Regions from separate parts of the Homo sapiens genome. Here all the other regions are linked to region 1. A link is a contact called in ENCODE Hi-C or POLR2A ChIA-PET data. All regions are on one chromosome and are shown on one strand. The core of a region is the stretch at or near the end of the contact, and the rest is flanking DNA. Distances in the headings are between cores, read along the strand shown.

Evidence for each region. A loop is a pair of places that touch in the nucleus more often than their neighbours do. ChIA-PET counts read pairs that join two places held with the same protein, here RNA polymerase II (POLR2A). Pooled maps may share reads with other maps.
Region 2: a pooled map shows a loop between it and region 1 (26-fold over the local background). The contact joins the promoter of ELL here to the promoter of ATP13A1 in region 1. A Hi-C loop is called at or near these places in 1 of 37 single-sample maps with no recorded cell type and 7 of 50 pooled maps. POLR2A ChIA-PET finds 5 or more read pairs at or near these places in 1 of 52 experiments (PC-9).
Region 3: a loop to region 1 is called in a pooled map, with 25 times the contacts of the local background. The contact joins the promoter of ZNF85 here to the promoter of ATP13A1 in region 1. A Hi-C loop is called at or near these places in 4 of 37 single-sample maps with no recorded cell type and 10 of 50 pooled maps.

Annotation. Positions count from the first base shown.
Region 1 is chr19:19,662,228-19,664,927 of GRCh38, forward strand. ATP13A1 (ATPase 13A1) reads right to left here and starts at 1,449. Exons shown (of 26, transcript NM_020410.3): 1 at 1,044-1,449. The coding sequence starts at 1,439. RefSeq lists enhancers at 616-665, 797-1,779, 1,051-1,152, 1,496-1,785 and silencers at 1,186-1,445, 1,886-1,935.
Region 2 is chr19:18,520,748-18,523,447 of GRCh38, forward strand. ELL (elongation factor for RNA polymerase II) reads right to left here and starts at 1,323. Exons shown (of 12, transcript NM_006532.4): 1 at 1,174-1,323. The coding sequence starts at 1,308. RefSeq lists silencers at 7-56, 787-1,096 and enhancers at 312-827, 828-1,343, 1,487-1,816.
Region 3 is chr19:20,921,891-20,924,590 of GRCh38, forward strand. It overlaps ZNF85 (zinc finger protein 85), which reads left to right and starts at 1,361. Exons shown (of 4, transcript NM_003429.5): 1 at 1,361-1,513. The coding sequence starts at 1,511.

The DNA of each region.
Region 1 (2,700 bases), core at 199-2,698:
TGTCTTTCATTGTACTACCTCAAAGCTACCACGTTGAGCTCCTCCCCTGGGATAGATAAGTCTTTTTGAAGGACAGAACAGGTTGTCTCTCAGGAGAGGAGAATGAGGATTCTACCCACATTCAGAGCCAGCCAGGGTGGGGGGCTTCTGTCTTTCTGTAGCCCTTGATGCTGTTCCCTTTTCCTCTTCTTGAGGCAAACACACTCCTGGAATCAGAGGGGAAGCTTCCTGATATACCTCAGTGTCCATGGCTCCAAACCTGCTGGTGTCACCTGAGGCAGGCCCAGAGAGAGACGACACAGTCACTGCTTCAGGCCCAGGGAAGCTCACAGTCACCAACTCCTCCGACGACACTTGGTCACTCAGAACTCTAAACTGTGGGTCAGGAGCGCGACCTTGCTTGCTGTTGTATCCCCGACAGAACTCAGTATCACCACCCTCATTTTGCGGAAAGACATCATGTAAATGACTCGCTCATAAACACCTCTGCCTCTCTTCAACACTGTAATTAACTGCATTTCATGCTCCTTTCCATCACAGTATGGAAGACCACTAAGCACTGGACAGCAAGACTTGGTTCAGTCTAAGAACCAACTAAGCTTCATAGATGGGGGAAACCTATCCCAGTGATCTCGCCTTACACTTTGAAAACCAAGGTAGGAGACAGATGAGATGGAAGGTAGGGCCGTTTCCAGAACAAGAGTAGTCGCTAATATGGGAACTAGTATAAACAACTCCTACCTGACCTGGGCGACGTATGCTGGGCCCTGCGCTAAGCCTTTTACAAGTATTACATCACTGAATCTAAATGACCATAACAGGGAGGACTTCAGAAAAAGGAAATAACCCGCACCAGGCATGCACAGCAAGTCAGCAGTGGGGTCATGATTAAGCCTGCGCCAAAGTGTAGAGGGTGCCCCTGGGAATCCAGGCCAGGCAGATGAGTGGCCCAGGTCGCGATGGTGACCGACAGGAAGGCCGCAGCTGGGACCCACGGCGAGGCTCGACCGTGCTGGGGGTCGGGCTCGCGTGTACACACTTACCGGGGTGCAGGTGAGCGCGCAATGCGCGTGCACAGACCAATGCCCCGAGAGGACAGTGAGCGCGTGCGCGAGGCAGATGGTGGCAAGCACGAGCAGCGCAGCTTCGGGGATCTGCACCCAACTGCTGCCCCAGCCCCAGCAGCCAGCGGCTGCGGCACCCAACCAGGCCGGGTAAAGCAGCCCGGCGAATGGCAGCACCGTGAGGCGCCGCAACAGCGCCAACCGCCGGTACGGCCACACGGCAGCCACCAGCTCGTCACCGTTCGCTATGAGCGCCGGCCCGGCGGCAAGGAGCGCGCGCGGCTGCGGCCCGGGCTTGGGCTGCCCGTCAGGCCGGACCCCGCAAGGCCGGGCCCCGCAGGGCACCGCGTTGCCCACCGCCGCCGCTGCCGCCATCTTTCCTAGCGCCGCGCTCACTTCCGGGCAGAGGAACGCCTCACTTCCGAAGTTTTACTTCCGGTAAGCCCTGAGCGCCGCCATGGCAGCCTGGACTAGGAAGAGCCAGGGCAACAGAACAGGCTGGCCCCGGCAGGGACTACTTCGGGTGCCGCCATGACAGGCTGTGGCCGGAAGAAGAGGCTGGGCGTCGCCATGACAGAGAGGGACTGGAAGACCTAACGGTGCCTGCCTCCGCTGCCACGCCGGACTGAGACCGGAAAAGACAAGGCCGGCAAGGCGGGCTTGGGCGCCACCATGACAACCTGAACCAAAAAAAGCGAGCCCTCCTCCTTGACTACACCAGCACCACCTGTCACCAGGGGCGAAGCCTGGACCCTGCGGAGGCGGGGTCGGGAGCTTCGGAGTTCAGGAGGCGGGGCCCGGTGCGGGGGGCGGGGCTTGTGAGGGGCGGGGTCGGGGACCGCCCCGGAACACAACCACACCGGACAAGAGCCTTAATGTGATAGATAAGAATTACAAATACTAGCCGGGCGCGGTGGCTCACGCCTGTAATCCCAACACTTTGGGAGGCGAGGCGGGTGGATCACCTGAGATCAGGAGTTCAAGACCCAACATGGTGAAACCACGTCTCTACTAAAAATACAAAAATTAGCCGGGCGTGGTGGCACATGCCTGTAATCCCAGCTACTCGGGAGGATGAGGCAGGAGAATTGCTTGAGCCCGGGAGACGGAGGTTGCAGTGAGCCAAGATTGCTCCACTGCACTTCAGCCTGGCCAACAGAGCAAGACTGTCTCAAAAAAAAAAAAAAGAAAAATGAATTACAAAAACCACTTTAGGCCGGGCGCGGTGGCTCACGCCTGTAATCCCAGCACTTTGGGAGGCCGAGGTCAGGAGATCGAGACCATCCTGGCTAACGCGGTGAAACCCCGTCTCCACTAAAAATACAAAAAAAAAAAAAAAATTCTCCGGGCGTGGTGGCGGGCGCCTGTAGTCCCAGCTACTCCGGAGCCTGAGGCAGAATGGCGCGAACTGGAGAGGCAGAGCTTGCAGTGAGCGGAGATTGTGCCACTGCCCTCCAGCCTGGGCGACAGAGCGAGACTCTGTCTCCAAAAAAAAAAAAAAAAAAAAAAAGAAATTACCACTTTAACATAAAAAATGAAAAACTGGTGTTTACTTGAAATTATATACTTCTAGGCCGGGCGCGGTGGCTCACCCCTGTAATTCCAGCACTTTGGGAGGCCGAGGCGGGCGGATCAC
Region 2 (2,700 bases), core at 73-2,572, 1.1 Mb before region 1:
ACACACACACGCAGGGAGCAGGGCTCTCTGAGCCCGAGACTAGACCCACCCCCACTCCCTTTAGGGCAATGAAGCCCCCAATTTCCAGAAAAGGAGTTACAAGGTTCCTAAACCACTTCCCCTCGGGACCTGACCACTGGTCATCTGCAACTTCTGACCCAGCACAGACGGGGGGAGGGGGGGCCATGACACAAACAGAAATGAAAAAGGCAGGTTTCTGACCACGGCCCCAGATGCGCCCCAAAGTCAGGCCCAAGAGAACATACACAGCAGCCTCCCCTCCCCACCACCAGCCAGGTGGCAGAACCGAAACGCCTCAAACTTCCCCCAGATGGGCCCAAATCGGCCTCTGAGAAGTTCCAGAGTCAGCGGCCAGATGTGGTAGCCAGAGCTTCCTCCTGGGTGGCAGGGATCCCCTACATGTGCCCTGAGGATAACATCACAGCCGCCCCCAACACTTCCACTCTCCAAGGAACCTCTCTCCGGAGAGAGAGGGTCACCTGGGGGTAAGGGGAGCAGAAAGCTGGGACAAGCTGTCAGTTTCTGCCCAAACTCCCCGTCCCAAGAACCAAAGTGGCCCAACCTGAGTGGCTTCATCGGAACGCGTCAAAGCCAGCCCCCAGCTGCAAAGCCTTCCACCCAGACAGAACAGACCCCCACAAGTGCCTCGCTGACCACCCCCTGCCGGGCACCCAGACGATCGCTGCTTCCCAGGAGGACAGACACAGTCACCCCCACCAACGGCGCTGCCCCGGCCCCAGATGGAAAAGCCCCCAGCTTCCCCCTATCACGGTGCCGGGACCGTGCGGCCCACCGCCTCCTCGCCCCGCCGCCAGGTGCGCAAACTGGACCCTGCCCAGGTGCCCAGCAGGCCAGAAAGGCCCCGGACGCCGCCAGGTGCCGACACCGACGCCCCCCGGGCCCGGCGCGCGAGTCTGGGCCCCTCAGCAGCCCCGGGCCACCCGCCTGTATTGCCTCCTAGTGCTGAGAAGGAACGCGGTTCTCAGCGCTCCAGGCCGGACTGGCGCCCACTCCGCGCCCCGCCGGCCCAGGGACCCGCGAGCAGCACCACAGACCTAGCGTCTCCGAGCCCGGACGCCTCAGTGAGGGGAGCGCGAGGCCGGCCCGCGTCCGGACGTTCCCCACTGGCGCGCCGGGCGCCATGCCACTCACCTGTCTGGCGCGGTAGCTCTCGAAGGCCCTCAGGGCACTGTCGGTGAGCTTCACGTGGAACACCGACACCTTGCTGCCGTCGCTAACCCGCCCGCACGACAGCCCGTAGCTCCTATCCTCCTTCAGCGCCGCCATCTTGCGACCATCTCTCCCCCGCGCCCCCTTCCCGGCTCCAGCGCCGCCACGCCGGCCACGCCCCGCCCCGCCGCCCGCTGACGCGCTGCATTATTCATGAGACGCGGCTGGCCACGCCCCCCGAGTCCGACCAAACCAACAGTCGCCGCCACACCGGCAGGCAGCGCACTACATTATTCAGGAGACGCGCCTGGCCACGCCCCATGAGGGCCCCACAAGGCCCACAGTCAACGCCCCAAGTTGTTGCATATTCATAAGGCACTTATGGCCCCGCCTCTTCAGGCCCTAGGGGTGGCCACTTCCGTGAACGAACTCCGCCTCAACACGCGCACCCCTCCAGGCCCCGCCTCCATAGTATTATACATAACCCTGACTCAGCCAGCCAGGCGCGTCAAAGCCCCGCCCCTACAGCCGCTGACGTGATGCATTATTTATGAGATCTCTACAGTCTTCCGTCTTTGGCTTCTGTGGAAAGCCGCAGAGAGGGCGTGGAGGGGCGGAGCCGGCTCGAAACACGTGGGTGGGTAGGCCCCGCCGCGGGCCGGGAGGGTGGGCGTGGCTATGTAAACGGAGCGCGCGCGTTGGACGCTGGGTTGGACACATAAGGCATCCCTTAGGCGGGGTGGATGGGACTTCCACCCAGGGAAGGTGCTGGACCGGTAGGTGGAAGAGGAGCTGGTAAACTTTTTCTTATGAGATGAGTACTTTTAATAGGATAAAATCCTACATCCCCACAGTCCCTGAGCGATGGTGCAGTCCAGCTTCATTTTCCTATTTTAATTTTTTTTTGAGGGGTCTTGCTGTGTTGCCCAGGCTGGAGTGCAATGGCGCCATCATGGCTCACTGCACCCTCGACCTCCTGAACTCAAACTGATCCTCCTTGTCTGGGTCTGCTGAAATGCTAGGATTACAGGAGTGAGCCACCAAGCCCAGACTTCCATTTTCTTTTCTTTTCTTTTTTTTTTTTTTTGAGACGGAGTCTTGCTCATCAGCCCAGACTGGAGAACAGTGGCGCTATCTCGGCTCAATGCAACCATCGTCTCCTGAATTCAAGCGATTCTCCTGTCTCAGCCTCTCGAGTAGCTGGGATTACAGGCGCCCGCCATCATGCCCAGCTAATTTTTGTATTTTAGTAGAGATGGGGTTTCACCATGTTGACCAGGCTGGTCTTGAACTCCTGACCTCAGGTGATCCGCGCGCCTCGCCCTCCCAAAGTGCTAGGATTACAGGCGTGAGCCACCTCCCCCAGTTTTTGTTTGTTTGTTTGTTTTTAGACAGAGTTTCGATTTCCTTGCCCAGGCTGGAGTGCAGTGGTGTGATCTCGGCTCACTGCAACCACCGCCTCCTGGATTCAAGCAATTCTCCTGCCTCAGCCTCCCGAGTAGTAGCTGG
Region 3 (2,700 bases), core at 111-2,610, 1.3 Mb after region 1:
CCAAGGCGGTTGGATCACCTAAGGTCAGGAGTTCAAGACCAGCCTGACCAACATGGAGAAATCCCGTCTCTACTAAAAGTACAAAAAATTAGCCGGGCGTGGTAGTGCATGCCTGTAATCCCAGCTACTCGGGAGGCTGAGGTAGGAGAATTGCTTGAACCCAGGAGGCAGAGGTTGCAGTGAGCCAAGACCACACCATTGCGCTTTAGCCTGGGCAACAAGAGTGAAACTCCATCTCAAAAAAAAGAAATGCCGAAATACATGTGGACATGTATGCATGTGATTGTGCTTATATTCACTCAGTTTCCCACACCACAGAAGAAAACAGGTAACCACAGCCTGAACATTAGAGTCGAGGTCAAATAGCAAAATAAGTTTGCCTTTAATCTATTTTCTTCCTATGTAAACATTAAAGGTCAAGACTGTGAACAGATCTGAAGACATAGTTTTTTTTCTCCTGTGGCCCATCATCCTTTGCTCACTGTCTGATCTCTGAAAGAAAGATGGGCAACAGGTGGTAAGCAGTGGTTTACCTGTGATTTATTCCTGCTGCCATCAGCTTTTTCTATAGCCACTATTTGTTTCACCCTCGGAACTGAAAAGAGACGTTGATAAATAGAGGCTGTCCCCTCACCTGTGGCAGAAAAGGGGTGTTCAGGCCCTCCACCCCCACTGACATCACAGCTGTACTTCAATGTGGCAGCTATTGGCCATGTGTGGCTCCTGGGTGCCTGGAATGTGGCTGGTCTGAACTGCGATGTGCTAGAAAGGTAAAATACAGAATTAGTTTCAAAGATTTTGTTTCAAATGTATTTATATTTCATTAATAATTACATATTGCTCACATATTAAAATGAAAATATTTTGAATATATTGGGTTAAATAAATTGCTACAATCAATTCCACTTGTTTCTTCTTTCTTTTTAAAGTTTGGCTACTAGAAAATTTAAAATTCACCTGTGACTCACATTTTATTTCAGAGGATTGCCTGTTCAAAGGACCAGAATACAGGAAGGTCATAAAATCTAAAATTTTAGAACAATTGTTGTTATACTTTGTTCATTTGTGAATAGCCATATAATATATTATTTTTGAATGCATATAAATTGATACACAAGGTAAGGGCAAATACTCTCTGGTGTGAGCCTGGCTCAGCTCAGGAAGGAAGCCCTGTCTGAAAAGGCTGCAGCCTAGGCTGTCACTCGCTCTTCTTTCAGCCCAGCATCTGATCACATCTTCTGTCACTCAGGGCCTGAAAAGAAGGTGCCTTAAATATCATCCAATCAGAGACGCTGGGCTGGGAACCGTCCAATCAGGAACGCAGCTGGTGCGGATAGGGCGGCTTCCGGGATGTGGCGGGGCCTTTGTCTCTCGCTGCAGCCTGAGCTCTAGGTCTTGTTTTCCCTGCTTTGTGTTTTCTGCTCGTGGACGCCCAGCCTCTGTGGCCCTGTGGCCTGCAGGTATTGGGAGATCCACAGCTAAGACGCCGGGACCCCCTGGAAGCCTAGAAATGGTGAGAGTGCCAGGTCCGCCATCCCGAGGGGGAAAGGGGTTGGTTGAAACCGGTGGGAAGCGGCTGTGGCGGGACTCAGGCCTCCCTGTAGTCAGCTCCACAATCTGCGCTCCAGTTCTTTTTGCCCAGCTCGGCCCCAGTTCCTCCAGCCATAAGATGGCGGCTGCGCTGACAGCCGGCCCGGGCGTCCTGTCTCTTCCCTGCGCAGTGACTGTGCCCTGGACTGGAGCCCTCTCTGGGCAGCTCTGCATTCGCAGCACCGCGTCTCTCCCAGATTGAGCAGGGACCACGGGAGGGTTGTCAGGGGAGAATCCTGACTCGGGGTGCGGGTTCATGAAAGAGCTTTGGGCTGTGGGGTTCCCAGTTCCTCTTTTTTTCTGTTAAAAATGTATGGGGGGACGGGCGTGGTGGCTCACGCCTGTAATTTCAGCACTTTGGGAAGCCGAGGCGGGCGGATCATCTGAGGTCAGGAGTTCAAGACCATCCTGGCCAACATGGTGAAACCCCGTCTCAATTTTTAAAAATACAAAAATTAGCCGGGCGTCGTGGCGCGCGCCTGCAATCCCAGCTACTCAGGAGTTTGAGGCAGGAGAATCGCTTGAACCCGGGAGGCGGAGGTTGCAGTGAGCCTACATCGCGCCACTGCACTCCAGCCTGGGCAATAAGAGTGAAACTCCGTCTCAAAAAAAAAAAAAAAAGATGTATAGGAGTCACCGCAAAAATATTAAAGAACTTAAAAAGTGGTTCAAGTATTGTAGAGCACTCAGCTATGGTTTGTAGTTTGTGGTCCATGGGAGGAGCTTGAATAAAAGACTTTTATAAGGTGCATGATAAAAAAATCAAATTAGTAATTGGTTAGGTACAGTTATATAGTCTCTTAATTTGTACGATCGTGTTGGCAATTTTCTGGTTATGTGATCAGAATTTAATTGGCAGTTTATAGTTGGTTAAGCCTGAATTTTGTTTTCCCCGATGTGGTAATTTACTAAAAAATGAAATTTTAGTTAGATTTTTTTAAAAAGGAGGACCCCAGGGACTAGAGCCACCTCAGTCTAATTGCCTGCCACTGAATCATTTTCACAGTCCACAGGGGACTTCTTTTCCCCTGCATTTTTCACATATGTCTCAAGCAGGGTCTCAAGTCTACTTCTTACTCCCTGTTCTTCCAGATTAACTCTGATTTACAG